Regions from separate parts of the Mus musculus genome. Here region 1 is linked to region 2. The links are chromatin contacts, found by Hi-C or POLR2A ChIA-PET in ENCODE. All regions are on one chromosome and are shown on one strand. Each heading gives the region's core, a stretch centred on a gene start or an enhancer-like site at or near the end of the contact. The rest is flanking DNA. Distances are from core to core; before and after follow the strand shown. Region 1 overlaps Rbm20 (RNA binding motif protein 20). Region 2 overlaps Smc3 (structural maintenance of chromosomes 3).

Region 1 (7,480 bases), core at 2,119-4,618, 91 kb before region 2:
GCCATCCAGGTTCATGCTGCTGAGCAAGGTTCCCAGTGGGTAGTATGGTTTCCAGTGGATAGTTCTGCTTACATGCATGTACACACACACACACACACACACACACACACACACACACACACACACACAGAGAGAGAGAGAGAGACCATTCTCTGCATCTTCCCTGTTAGTTGAACCTCTGTCTATGTGAACCACTCAGTCACAGATGGTTTTAACAGGTAAAGCCCTAGACTTCGGAAACTGAGACAGTGAGCAGAGCAAATGAAATATTACAAGACTTCTTCTGGGAGAAACTTAGGAGCCCAAAGGAAAAAGAACTCAGTGTCTAGTGTGTGCACCCAAGAGGGTCAGCTGAGACTGCTGGCGACCATTTTTGGATACACCCATGGGTGTGCTGGAGATTCACAGACAGAATAGCATTCCTGACAAATAGAATGACGTGGTCATGTCTGTGTGTGTGTGTGTGCATGTGTGCGCATGTATGCATGTGTGCATGCATGTGTATGTGCATGTGTGTGCATCCGTTTTGTGTGTGTGCACTTGTGTGTGTCCGTGCGTGCGTGCATGTGTTTGTGCCTGCATGTTTGCATGCATTGCATGCATGACAAAAATGAAAGGTAATTACTGGAGTCTCTAGAATAATCCTTATTAGTTTCATTCAACAAGGACTGAAACATTCGAGCGAGAGTCTCCTCATGCCACACTCAGATCATTACAGCAGCTACTAAATTGTACTGGCCTGTAGCTTAAACTCTATGCAAAGTATTAAAATAATCACTACCAACACACATAGGCACAGGCAATCTTCAAAATGAAAGAAATGGGAGGAAGAGCTGTGTGTTGCCCCAAACCCACAGTTAACTAGCAGTCATCTCACTGGAACTGTGTGCCTTGTACAGCTCATGCATCAGGTCCTGCTCTGAGAATGACACAGAGTGACATAAAACATGGCTTCGTGGCAATTCAAAGACATGGGAAGCAGGACACGGATTGTCTGGCTCCCACCACCTCTTCTGCGGTTACTATTGCCAGCACTGAGATGGTTCTTCTATCCAGTACAAAGCCAACCTTTCTATCCCAACGGTAAGAAAAGGTTCACACCAGATGTAAGACTGGGGGTGGCAGGGCTCGGTGGTTAAGGTTACCGATTGGCTGCATTTCCAGAGGACCTAGGTTTGGGTCCCAGCACCCACAGTACAGATTATCTGTAATGCCACACCAGACCCCCAGGTGTCTCTAAGCAGAGCAAGACTTCATTTTCCATCATGGACCAAGTGCCACGACTGTGAACCAGCCCACCAGAGAGTAGCAGAGAACCTGGCTTCTCTTACAGTCAATTATCTGTAATTCCAGTTCCTAGGAGCAGACACCCTCTACTGGCTTCTATGATAACTACAGCACAAGATGCTCAGACATATGTACAAGCAAAATACCTATAGATGTAAAAAAAAAGGTGTGTGTATATATATATATATATACATATACATATATATATATATGTGTGTATATGTATATGTATATGTATATGTATATGTATATGTATATGTATATGTATATGTATATATATGTATATATATATATAGTTGCTGTCTAGGAATTCAGAACCCTCAGAGGTAAGGAAAAAACACAGTTGAAAAACTCTGGATAGCTGATGTATAATATGCAAGGAATTCTTCTGTAAGTGACTTAGTGGCTGATTCTCCTGGGACAGTCAGAGAAGGAGAGTCCTGACTCTTTATGTATACACGTGGGTGCTTTTGGCTTTCCAAGCTGCCCCTCTGGGCAGTACAAACTTCTTTCCCTACCCCGGTGGTGAGAGCTTTCTTAAAGTCAGCTCAACCCAATTCTTTAGTTTTTTAGCCACTTCCAGTCTTGCTTAGATTTCTAAGACAACACAGTTCGTTTCAAAGCTTTAATTTCACCACTGCTGCGAGGCTTTCTTGTTCCTTTCTCTCCAGACCAGACAGAGCTATTGCTGTGGTAAAGGCTTCGGAAAACACACACACAAACACACACACACACACACACACACACACACATACACACATACACACACACACATACACACACACTCTCACACACACACACACACACACACACACACACACACACACACACACACACACTGATCTGACCTCATGGCTCCCTACTCCAGACTGCTCCTCCTAGCTTCTCCCAGGCCTGCTAAGTAAAGGGTAGCTGAGAGGGAAAGTCTGATGTCTCCCTCAGCACCTGTCACTTCAAGTCTCACAGAAACACTCCCATCCTGAGACCTACTCTGTGGTCTCTGTGTTCTGTGACAGCAAGAGTCTTCCTCCCACACCACCTCTCTCAAGAGCCTTGGAAAATTTGCATGGCCCATCCCCAGGGTGACATCATCTGTATCCCCCACCCTCAGGATAGCATCTGTATCCACCACCACCACTCCCATGACATCACCTGCATGCCCCACCCCTGGGATGACATCATCTGCATGCCCCACCCCCATGGGAGCACCATTTGCATACCCCACCCCCAGGGTGACACCATCTGCATTCCCCACCCCTGGGGTGACATCATCTGTACGCCTTACCCCCAGGATGACATCATCTGTATGCCTCACCACCTCCCCCAAGGTGACATTGAGAGACAATTTTCTTGGGTTTTGTTGTTGTTGTTGGTTGGTTAGTTGGTTTGGTTTGGTTTGGTTTGGTTTGGTTTGGTTTGGGTTTTTCGAGACAGGGTTTCTCTGTATAGCCCTGGCTGTGAGAGACAATTTTCTTATGGAAAAGTCTTCATGGTCCCTCAGCGATGGAACCAGCAGACTAACTGCTGTGTCACCTGCCCTCCTTCAAAGTCCCAGCACCTGGGACTCACATAGAGTCTGTGTCTGCAACAGTGCACATGCCTAGCACCTGTGGAGGCCAGATGCAGGTATTAGGCTCCCTGGAACTGGAGTTACATATGGCTGTGATCTGATCTGTGAATTCTGGGAACCAAACTTGAATCTTAACCACTGGGCATTCTCTTCAGTCCCCCACATAAATAAATAGATTTAAAAAAATATATATATATATATATTTAGTCAAAGCATTTCTGCCTACAGACACATAAACGAAGAGTGGAACAGAAGATAACCTTTCTACCTGCCTCCTTTGCTAGGTTTTGCGCATAGGAGCTGAGTGTCTATTCTGCTGTGCTGTGTCTGCTGTGGAATGACCATCTCCATGGCAGGCAAGCATCTAAATACCAGTCATCCCCTCCTCCCAGCATTTAAATCCTGGCCATCTCACAAGCAGCAGGAGGGCATTAGCAACACCACATTGTCCAGTGCGGATGACATGTCAACACGGGTTTAGAATCACAAGCTGTTTATCTCACATTGAACCTGACCCCGCTTCAGAAGGTCGCTCCTGTCCTGGTTCAAAGGCAAGCAGAGGTGTGGGCCAGCAGCAGCCCATTTCTGACCTGCGATTAAGGCATGAGGAAGACATGCTTTAAAAATGTTTTAAATTAAAAAAGGAAAGGGCTATTGATAGCCCAGAACTTAAAGTGAAATAAAATTCCATCTATGCCTGATATAAAATGGTATCTTGGGCCCACGTCATCCTCCCTGCGTTTATGAACACCCACTGCATATTTCTGGCATAGTCTGAGCCACCCTCAAACACCTGCCGGCTGGTTTCAAACTCTGCCCTGAACTTCACTTCCTTTCCTGGGGTTGACTTTGGGGATAGGAGTGCTAGGTCCCCAAATCCTCAAGACTGCTACCTAGAATCTAAGTCAAAATTGTATGTTTGTCTCTCCCTCTATAACATAAATAATTCTTGCTTATTGTAAAAATCCCAGGGACATGTTGCAGGACAGCACTATGGCCAGCAGAAGCAACGTAAAAGTTACGTTCTAGCGTGTCCTTAATGAAGTTATACGTCCACTAGTGGTTTTTATTTTCCAGTTGAAATGAATTGGCCATGCAGCTAGTACTACAGAATATTTACCGCGCATTCTGGACTCTCAGGTTAGCAGAAGTAAATGCTTAAGCTCCGTTTTATGTCTATTTTATGATCTACATCTGAGATTATTTACCTCAGAAGATCACTGTTGTAGACTAGATTTGTACCACAATTCCAGTTTTTTTTTATTAAAAACCATTTCCTTCACACTACTCCAAATAAGTCATACCGAATAGATCACTCTCTTAAGAAGGAAAAAAAAAAAAAAAAAAAAAAAAAAAAAGAAAACCTATCAACTGCAGATTAAACTCTGTAAAGTTAAGAATGTTCTTCGGCCACTTAAATGGCAACAGGTTCGTTTTTTACAATGTAAACCAGCCATGTTAAGCAGCCATGCACAGTCTCTCTGGGTGCCTGAAGTTCATTTCCTGTCCAACATGAGCTGGGTCCTGTATAAGCTCTTAAACATGATGAGAATACCACGAATTCCTTCCTAGCTGCTATAAAGGGCTCCCAAAAGCCACCAAAAGGCCTGGACACATTCTTGGGCAATTATGAGGACCAGGAGGAGGCAAGGGTCAGGCCAGAGAAAGAAAAGTGGTCTGTCACGGCGCTCCGCTACACCCAAGCCTCTGCTATTCTGAGCAACAGCTGCAAAACCCTGGCACCCCCAGCTGAGGAGGGACACTCATATGACTGGGGTTTACCCTTCTGATAGCTCAACACTCCAGCTTGGATCCCCATCCCTTCCGGCTCAGGATAGACCAGAACAGCTCTCGCCACCAGGCTTGATTCTGATAGACACATCTTATAGTACTCTGTGCAACTTCCCGTGGCCTTCAGTGAATGTCTAGCAGAACTGTTGAGCTGGGGAAAGGCAAGAAAGGGGATGCAGCTCAGTAATTGGATATCCCTAAGTATGAGGCTAGCCCAGAGATACGTGGGTACCTTCCAGGTGTGAGGCTATCCCAGAGATGCATGGGTACCATGTATGGAAAATGAAGCAGAAACAGTTTATATTTCTTAAGAACTTTCCACCTGCCAGAGCCTACTCCAAGTACCATAGATCATCAGCCTGTACCAAGTGCTACAATTTTGCAGAGAAAGAGGCAGAAGCCAGCTATGAAGACACTATAGATCAAAGTCAACAAACACAGCTACAAAATATCAGGGATGAGACTTAATAGTGGTCTAGAATTTCCAAACATCCTGACCTTGGTGAGACATAGAGCAACATAGCTCAAGCAATCAGAAAAAGTATTGTCTTCAGAGGCTCTTTCATCTGTTACTTTTATAGAGAGTGGTCTCACTAAATACCTGTGGCTGACTTGGCCCTGTCTATGTAGACCAAGCTGGCCTCAATCCCACAGCCTGCCTCTGCCTACATTTTTATTTACTTATTTATTTATTATTTATTTTTGGTTTTTTTGAGACAGGGTTTCTCTGTATAGCTCTGGCTGTCCTGGAACTCACTTTGTAGGCCAGGCTGGCCTCGAATTCAGAAATCCACCTGCCTCTGCCTCCGGAGTGCTGGGATTAAAGGCATGCGCCACCATGCCTGGCACACCTGGAGCTTTTATTTGTGTTTAAAAATGCAGTAACAACACATCAGAATGTAAAATGTAGTAGTAATTTTCTTCACTAAATGAGGCATTTTAATTGGGACATGAAACATTTTCTGTTTCATTAAAGCTTAAATGGGCTGGTCTTCAATCTTTTTTTTTTTTTTTTTTTTTTGCAAACTAAAGAAAAATCAGGACAACAACAATGACCCCGTCCACACAATTTGCCTTGAAATCAGTTTTGTCAAACAGAGAACAGAAGTTATCTGGTTTGGTGTTCGTTGAGTTTTGCTTTCTCTCCATGAAACTGAGGACTCACCAGGAAGAGGCCGTAGCATCCCATGAGAGCTGGGAGGGCAGAGCGGGTGCAGGGAGAAAGCAGAGTGGTGGTGGTGGAGGCTAGCCCCAGCAGCCCCTCACTGAGATCTCCCCTCCTGCAGTGAACCCAGGGCCTCACCACGCTAGGCAGGACCTCTACTCTGCTTGTTTCAGGGATTACTCTTTTCCCTTCTTTCTTTTCAATTTTTATTTTGAGATATGGCCTCACCAAGTTTCACAGCCTGGCCTTCAACTCACGCCTGGATCCTCCTGCCTCAGCCTGCTGCAGCAGCATCACACGCTGGTGCCATGCGGTCTGGCTCTCCACTTTCCTCTTGCATTTAAAGAATATCCTTTTGGGTGAATCCATGACTCTCCAATGACCCTTGTCTTTAACTAAAACAAATATCTTGTGATGATGATGATGATGACGACGACAACGATGATGATGACATAGCTTTTCTTCAGATTCAAATACTTCAGAAATTTTCACGGTCAACTCCCCAAGCCTTGGTACTGGGGTCACCAACACTATCAACTCTGTCTCAGACTCCTCTTCCCTCAACCCTCACCTCCCACCCCACCCCTTTTATCTCCTGGGCCTTTTCAAGCCTTCTGTAATCTGATTGCACAGTCTAATGGCTTTTGTTCCCAACGGTTTGAGACCCAGACCCATGATAAAACATGTCATGAAATTCAAGAAGAACGAAGACCAAAGTGTGGACACTTTACCCTTTCTTAGAAATGGGAACAAAACACCCATGGAAGGAGTTACAGAGACAAAATTTGGAGCTGTGACGAAAGGATGGACCATCTAGTGATTGCCATATGCAGGGATCCATCCCATAATCAGCTTCCAAATGCTGACACCATTGCATACACTAGCAAGATTTCGCTGAAAGGACCCAGATATAGCTCTCTCTTGTGAGACTATGCCGGGGCCTAGCAAACACAGAAGTGGATGATCACAGTCAGCTATTGGATGGGTCACACGGCCCCTAATGGAGGAGCTAGAGAAATTACCCAAGGAGCTATAGGGAACTGCAACCCTATAGGTGGAACAACATTATGAACTAACCAGTACCTGTGAGCTCTTGTCTTTAGCTGCATATGTATCAAAAGATGGCCTAGTCGGCCATCACTGCAAAGAGAGGCCCATTGGACTTGCAAACTTTATATGCCCCAGTACAGGGGAACGCCAGGGCCAAAAAGGGGGAGTGGGTGGGTAGGGGATTGGGGGGGGTGGGTATGGGGGACCTCTGGGATAGCATTGAAAATGTAAACGAGGAAAATACCTAATTAAAACAACAACAACAACAAAAAAAAACATGTCTTTCACACAAGATTCATCACAGAACTCTTTCAATCTCCTGCCCTCCTTATACAGTGCTGGACACGATGGGAAATCTGGTGTCCTGTTTTAATATTTATAGAACAATTCAGTGCCTTCTATAAATTCAAAGGTACAACACAAGCTGGGCTTCATAATCCCAGAGACTGGAAGTTGAAGCCAGGAGAATCAGAAATCCAAGATCACCCTTGGCTATAAGATCCGATCTCAAAAAATAGAGAAATAAATAAGTAAATATAAAGAAGAAAGGAGAGTGAGAGGAAACGGAAGGGGGGTAATGATGGTATATTTTGGTTGCCAACTTCAAGTCTGCATTT
Region 2 (7,574 bases), core at 941-3,440:
ACTAACGTGATTGTTGACAAGAGGCGAGGCAACGTGTCAGCCACCCCTTTGCTGGACCTTCTCTGAGCCCGAAAGGGGGATAAGAAAACCTGATCTCAGGGCTGACAGATGGCTCAGGGCTTAAGAACATTTGCTCTACCATCATGAGCACCTAGGTCAGATCCCAGAACTCATTTAACAAGCAGAGCATCCTCATAAATACCTGTAGCCCTAGCTTCAAGGTGGAGAGCAAGATAGGGAGGCAGGGGAATTGCTGGCTTCCAGTCTAGCAGAAAAACCATGCACCCCAGATTCAGGAAGAGACTTGGCTCAGAGGAGGAGGCCGTGATAAAGGAGATATACTCTCCTGGCATCTGCATGCACGCAGACATGCATATAGCACACACGAGCTAAAGAAAACCTGGTCTCCATCCAAGATGGTTTCAAAACAGAAATCCAGGTCCTTAGGTGGTAACAAGGTTTAATTGGTCGGAGGTCAGGTTCTAAAAGGCTTGCTTATTGGTGGGGGCTTGAGGAAGGTATGCCCACATAGAAGACCGAAGAGACATCTGGTCCAAAACATGAAAGCCACTCATGTGACAGTTTGGATTCTGAGCAAGGCCACTGTGGCTTTCCGTACTGGCTGGGCTAGAGACAAGCAGTGACTGGGGTCATCTTAGTTTCAGGAAAAGTTCTCTAAAATCCAGTTTATCCACTTCACAGACCCACAGACCAGCATTTGCTCTGTCAGAGGTCTTAGTAGGTCTGACTGTGCTCGGGGGCAAATTCCCCTGGCTATCTGGGCTTGCCTAATGAGATTTAAAAAAAAAAAATCACACTTCACCAACCATTCTGTATGTTTTTTTTTTTAATAAGATTTTTATTTATGAGTATGTGTATGTTTTTGGGTGAACATGCTGGATCCTGGAGCTGCAGTTACAGGTGGTATGTGGGTGTTGGGGACAGAACCACAGCCTTCTGCATGAGCAGTCACGGTTACCGGCGGAGCCATCTCCCCAGCTCTTTGTTAGTTGCTTTCTCATCACCGTGACCAAAGTACTTGAAAGAGACAAACTCAGGGAGGAAATGTTTATTTTGGCTCAGTTTCAGGGGGATTTCAGTCAATCACAGGGCGAGGCAGGGTGGAGTGGCTGTCCTGACAGGAGCATGAGGCAAGGCAGCTGCTCACATTTTAATGGACCAGGAAGCAGGAATAGATGGAACCTTCAAAGACTTGCCCCCAGTGACTTCACCCCACTTCCAGACCCCAGCCCTTCAGGGCACAGCTGGAGACCAGTGAACAAACAGACCAGGGCTTCAGTCTGTGAGGCCACTGTGAATCCAAAGTACAACCCTCCAAGTGACCACAATGGAGCAGAGACTGCAGCACGGACTCATATGAAAACCTTTCTGGTTTGCTAATGAGACAGGATGGATGTGTGCCCTGCACATACACATGTCTAAAGGAGGTTCTGCTGTCCTACTCAGTCACCAGCTGCCCATTCCCAACGCAGTAAAATGGGTCGCTCAGCTTCGCTTTACCACCTGGTCACCATGCTCTGTGGGTGGAGTGAATTGGGGCAGCACGAGTTTGTGGGAGAAGGTCCTTAAGCCACTCATCCACAGTGACAGAGCATCACCTCTGGTGAAACTTGGAAGTGGCAGGACCTCTTAGGATGGCTTTTCGTGGCTTGGTAGGCAATAGGGTAGAACAGGTCTTCCTGGGGTGTCCAGAGATCACACAGTGACTGCTACCAATAATTCGAAAACACTAAGTGGATTAAAATGCCAAAACCACAGGACACAGAGGGAACTTAGAAACCATACATGAAACAGAACGAAAGGCAACCTCTGCTTTAGGAATGCCAGGCTGCAGAGAACCAGGATGCCTCTGCGCTTAAATGAGGACTCAGAAGGCAGAAGGAACAAAGGAGCAAGCGCGTGCTCTGCAGAGAATAAGCAGGCCTGGCGTGAGGAAGGGTTGCCATCTTTACAACACCCAGGCTTCCTGCTGTTTCCGGAACAGTGACACAACCTGTTGTGAGCGCAGCAGGCACCTTTGCCCCAAAGCTCACTTAGGAGTGAGCTGCAAGCAGTTAACACTTCGCTCATAAAGTGCTGCCCCAGAGGTCTCAGTTATACCACACCCTGACCTCACAGCGGCTGCAACTCTAGCGAGGAATCAGTGTGGAAGAAAACCTGAGATCCCAAATCTGAGGGGTCAGCATGTATCAAGGGCTCCCTCTAGTGGCTACGGGGAAAACAGCTTGAGATTTAGGCTGAGAGAAAATGGAGCCCCTACACAATGCTGAAGAAAGCACCTTTCTAACTGTGAGGAGGCAAGGTAGGCTGGAAACGGCTCCCAAGAAGTCTTTGCCTTAAGTGGCACTGTACATCAGACATTAATAGGCTCTGACACTCTAGTCCCAAATAATTTGGCTCTAAACCCATGTCCTTCAGGCTTTGGGGCTCTATTATATCACCACCACCACCACCACCACCACCACCACCACCACCACCACCACCACCACCACCACCACCACCACACACTTGCTTCTCTGCACACACACCAGAAGGTGTCTGATACCTCGGGACTTAGTTACAGGCAGCTGGAAGCTACCCGATATGGATTCTGAGAACCAATCAGCAAGCGCTCTTCTTAACAGCTGAGCTATCAATTTTAATGGCTGAATAATTTCTTGAAGACACTCAATTACACAGTCCATCAAAGATAATGTTCAAACGTTAAGGTCTCTGGAAAACTCATACCACAGTGTGCCAACCTGACAGAGTAAATATATCCACATTCTTTTTGCAACCCTAATCTCCACGCTGCCTCGTGTTCTGTGTAGCTACTGGCTGCCACAAGGCCTCTTACACCCAGGAGACACTCTGTCTCTAGGAAGGGGTGCCTGTCGGCCACACGGTGGCAGATTTATAGATAACACTGGCACCTTCCTTGCAGAAGCCTGGCAACTGGAGGTAACTCAAGTCTCCCTGGGACATGGGTAAGTGTGACCTAAGTGTTCCTAAGTTGGTGAGTTCTTTAAACAAACAAACAAACAAAAAACTAACAACAAAAAAAGGCAAAGGGCAGAGACAAAGTGAAGGTGGCAATCATCTATAACCTTAAAATTCGTCTTTGTGTAACGTGCAAGGCCACCTGCAAATAAATGTGTGAGTTTCTTGAGAGAAGGGACCCACGGCTTGGTTCTGTTATCTAAGTGTGCTAATATGTTCACTTGGGCCACCTGCCTGATCTGGGCTTCACATCTCATCTGTAAAATTAGAATATTAAACTAAAATAAAGAAATGCATCTCTGGAACTAAATATATTCTAACTGCAAGGTCCCGTTATTTTTAGCTTAATGTGCAAACACCAAAGCCATATTTAAAGAGGACTTGCTTTGCCAAACCTGAGCTCTAGACAAACCAATGTTTCTTGTAGAGATGTTAATCTACTTTATCAAGATTTAACGTGACCCAAGCCGTAACCTATTTCTAGGCAAGGCTACGACTAAACCAGATTTCATTGGCGTTGCTTTTCCCAGGTGAAATTAGACACAGGGCAGCAGGGCCCCACCCTCACAACAGGGCAATGCTATCCAACAACACAGCATATAGAGAGAAAATGAACCCTCAAGGAGGCACAGCTGCCTACAGGCAGTGCCCACTCTGCGAAGCCAGCAGCTCGCTGCTGTGGCCTGTAAGGACCACTGGCTCGGACAGCGAAGTCTCCTCCCAAACACCATCCAACCAGCAGGCTCCTGCGAGCTGAATGGAGAACTAGCTCCTTCTAGAGTTGTTAGGAAACCTTTAAACCATCAAGCCAAGTGAGTGTTTGAAAACACATTTTTGCTGATGCTTAATTTTAAAAAGAATCATTAAAAAATCAGTTTTTGCCCTTTCCCACTTCTGAATTTGTACTTTCCAAAAACTATTCTTAAAATTGTGTCATTAAGCCGGGAGTGGTGGCGCATGCCTTTAATCCCAGCACTCAGGAGGCAGAGGCAGAAGCAGGCGGATTTCTGAGTTCAAGGCCATCCTGGTCTACAAAGTGAGTTCCAGGACAGCCAGGGCTATACAGAGAAACCCTGTCTTGAAAAAAAAAAAAAAATTGTGTCATTTCCTAAAAAATGTCCACACTTTTGAGTACGCAAATCCTAACCAGTCTAATCTGTTATTTAGGACGGATAACACAGCATTAAAGCGCTCTCCTTGCTGATCTCCAGAGGCGACCATCATGAAAGTCCCAAGTTTGATGCACATGTTAAGCTGGGAGTGGTACATACACACCTCTGAGCTGAGTTCCTGTGGAGGCCAGAGCAGAAGAATCACTGGAAGTCAAGAACCTAAGACCCGTTTGTACACTAGAGCTAAACCCCAATTACGGTTAAATAGCTAAGGATGAGGCCTTCCTTCAGGTAGGGGTCTTATGCTCACCGTGTTTACACACGCACAAAATCCTGGTTTAATCCCTGGTTCCAAAACATTATCACAAATTGTAAACTTCTTGGGCATCAACCTGCCACTCACAAACTCACACACCTCTTCTGACGTTGGGGCTGTCAGGCTGGCTCAGCGGGCTAAAAGCACTGGCTGCTCTTCCACAAGTCCTCAGTTTAATTCCCAGCAATCACATGGGGGCTCACAGCATCATGTGATACTGGGAGCTGATGTCCTCTTCTGGCATGCAGGTGTATATGCAGATAGAGCACTCATACATAAAATAAAAATGCATGCTCTGTGAGCCTCAGAGCCTGGGCTTGATTCCTGGAACCCACCCGTGGGTGTAAGGAGAGAACAAACTGCGCAGCTGTCTGACCACTGCGCGTGTGTGCGCCCCTTACATTCAATGAGAAGTCTCACTGAACACGTATTTTAAAGTGGCTTTCCAGGTCCTATTAATGGATACGTGGCTGCTAAAGCAAACTCTTCCAAAGTCAATGATTCCAAGTCACTGATCAATGACATCCACAGCAGCAGCAGCATTTACAGAAGCAAAAGGCAGGAACCAGCAAGCCCGGCTGATGGATGAGCAAGGCTCGGAACATCTCCTCAGCAGGACAGTCGGCACCAGGAAAGAATAAAGTACTCGCACATTACAGGACTGGACCTCGCAACACTGCTAGGTGAGAGCCGCCAGTCACAGGGTTTGTAGGATCCACATGAACTGACTGAAACAAACAGACCCACAGTGTAAGACCAAAGCCACTGTGGTCACCAGAGGCGGAGAGAAGTGGGTCCACTCACAGCTACAGTTCTAAAATTAAAGGAATGAGCACACAATGCTGAGTGCACTAACATGATGAATTACACACAGGCATACATGGGTAAATTTTATGGCACATGAATGGCAAAACCATTTAAAAACAAACAAAATGCCCCAAAGACCTCATGGTGAATGTGGCCTCAGCAACAAAGCCTTACTTTTTTTGTGGTCCTAGAACTGAACACAGTATGTATTAAGTGTCTCCTGGAACTGCCTGGCTTAACCAACAAGGAAACCGCATGGCTCACATTTGGTATCAGCATCTGAATCCCACATAAAACTGCTTTTCTAAATCTATGGCTTTGGTTAAGAGAGTCATATTAAATTGACAATGTTGGAAGGGGTCTAGGGAGATGGCTCAGCAGTTAGGAGCACTGGCTGTTCTTCCAGTGGTCCTGTGGCGGCTCACAAACATCTATAATCAGACCCATGAGATCCAATACCTGTGTGTATGATGTAAACAGAAAAGAATGTTCAAAGGACTCTCATCTGAGTAAAAGCAGGGCTGTTAGCAGTCCTCAAACTCTGCACCACCTGAGGAACTTTTAAGCAAGGTGGTTGGGACAGCACTTCCTTAAGATTGCCTGGGCTAGCCCAAGGAAAGACTTTAGCACTGTGACACTTTGGAAAATTCAAAACAGATTATAAACCATGGCCAGAATTGAAAACCCAGTGAGTAATTAACAGAATACAGAACTGTACTTTTTAGTCCTCTAGTAACTGAAAGCAACACTTTCTTATGCAAAATATGTATTTAATGTTTCTAACCATTGCAAAGACCAAAGGCCACATTTACACTAAGTTAGTCACAAACCAATTATTTAATAGAAGCTATAAAATAATTGGGAAGAATATTTAGAATATCTCAAAAGATTTAAAATAGGAGGACACTTTACAAAAAGCCGCATAGGAAATAAAATTCCTCAGCTATATGTAGAAATGTAACATTACAGGGGAGCTTATAAAATACAAAGACAAGTATAAAAGGACTGTGTACTCTAAATCTAAAAACTCAATAATAACCAAATATTTAGTTTTAAAATTTACAGTTCTGGGTATGGACCACATTATTATACACATCTTCCAAGACAGCAAGCATTATCCTTCAGTTAACCATGCGTGGTATCGTCTTCTACAAAATCTTTGGCCATCTCTGCTGTGATCACATCAATGTGACTAACCTGAAGAACAATAAACGTTAAAGTCTGTTAAATCTTAAAGAACATACAGTTAGTACCTGCACTGCACAGAGTAGTATCCAATATGCACAGCCTACCACCAATAACATTTTTAAATTTACATGCCCAGTGGTTCTGACTCACCGACCGTTAGAAGTCTTTACAACCCTGTCTGTTCACTGTGGAAGAGTAATCGGCGCTCTACAGCCTGGCACAGTGAACCCTGTAATCCCAGCACTCGAGGCAGAGGCAGAGAGGCAGAGGCAGGGTTGCCAGCCCAGGGCAACAGTAACTTATTTTGAGGTTGCTGAGGATCAAGGCCTTTTCAAGGTCACTAGATAAGCAGTCACCACCCACATCTTTTTCTCTTAATGAAAATCAAGGTCTGGGGCTGGTGAGATGGCTCAGCGGGTAAGAGCACCCGACTGCTCTTCTGAAGGTCCGGAGTTCAAATCCCAGCAACCACATGGTGGCTCACAACCACCCGTAATGAGATCTGGCTCCCCCTTCTGGACTGTTGGAAGACAGCTACAGTGTACTTACATGTAATAAATAAATAAATAAATTAATTAATTAATTAATTAATTAAAAAAAAAAAAGAAAAGAAAATCAAGGTCATAAATGGGTGAAAGTTAAAAGCTTTTCATTTTTGAGGAAGACATCATTTAAACAATAACTTTCTAAGTCTTTTTTCAGTAATATAACATAAAATAAAAATAATAAAAAAGTAAATATCAACCTAAAAGAAAGTAAAATTACCTTATTTCTGAACTTTACACCATAGAATTTGTCAGCTGACTCAAGCAGTTCAGGCCTGAAAGTAGTGGTAATAAACTGGGCATGCACGGCTAGCTCCATAATCATATCTGTGAAAACAAAGACTAAGTCAGTAAATCTTTTATCACACCTGAAAATTGAAAAAGCAACTGTTTTTATTTCTGACTACAACTCAAATCTGTCAAAGCAGCCTGTAATTTCTACTGTAGGAATAGAATCTTTAATCCTAGTGTGTGCTACAGCTACAGAATGAGACAGTTTTATTTACTAGAAAGGAACTTTTAGCCCAGTATGGTGATACTGGAAGCAGGAGGACCACAAGTTGTTCAAGGCCATCCTACATAACACTGTCCCAAAATGAAAAATAA

The links. Hi-C counts contacts between places; a loop is a spot of excess contacts on that map. ChIA-PET counts read pairs that join two places held with the same protein, here RNA polymerase II (POLR2A).
Region 1: a loop to region 2 is called in a map of heart, with 2.8 times the contacts of the local background. The contact joins two enhancer-like sites. A Hi-C loop is called at or near these places in 20 of 37 maps with a recorded cell type or tissue (ES-E14, T-helper 1 cell, T-helper 17 cell and 8 more). POLR2A ChIA-PET finds 5 or more read pairs at or near these places in 4 of 5 experiments (Patski and embryonic stem cell).

Annotation. Positions count from the first base shown.
Region 1 is chr19:53,735,946-53,743,425 of GRCm38, reverse strand. All of the region lies in intron 1 of Rbm20 (RNA binding motif protein 20), which reads right to left. Among named protein-coding and RNA genes, the nearest start is that of Gm30943, 15 kb to the left of the region's middle. Within about 2 kb of position 3,368, at least 1 of the 3 ENCODE cell types and tissues checked has a DNase peak (open chromatin) inside an H3K27ac peak, as active enhancers do; it is heart, where a contact is called at or near this core.
Region 2 is chr19:53,643,565-53,651,138 of GRCm38, reverse strand. It overlaps Smc3 (structural maintenance of chromosomes 3), which reads right to left. Exons shown (of 29, transcript NM_007790.3): 28 at 7,189-7,295; 29 at 5,308-6,432. The coding sequence ends at 6,361. Among named protein-coding and RNA genes, the nearest start is that of Gm46653, 28 kb to the left of the region's middle. Within about 2 kb of position 2,190, at least 2 of the 3 ENCODE cell types and tissues checked have a DNase peak (open chromatin) inside an H3K27ac peak, as active enhancers do; they include heart, where a contact is called at or near this core.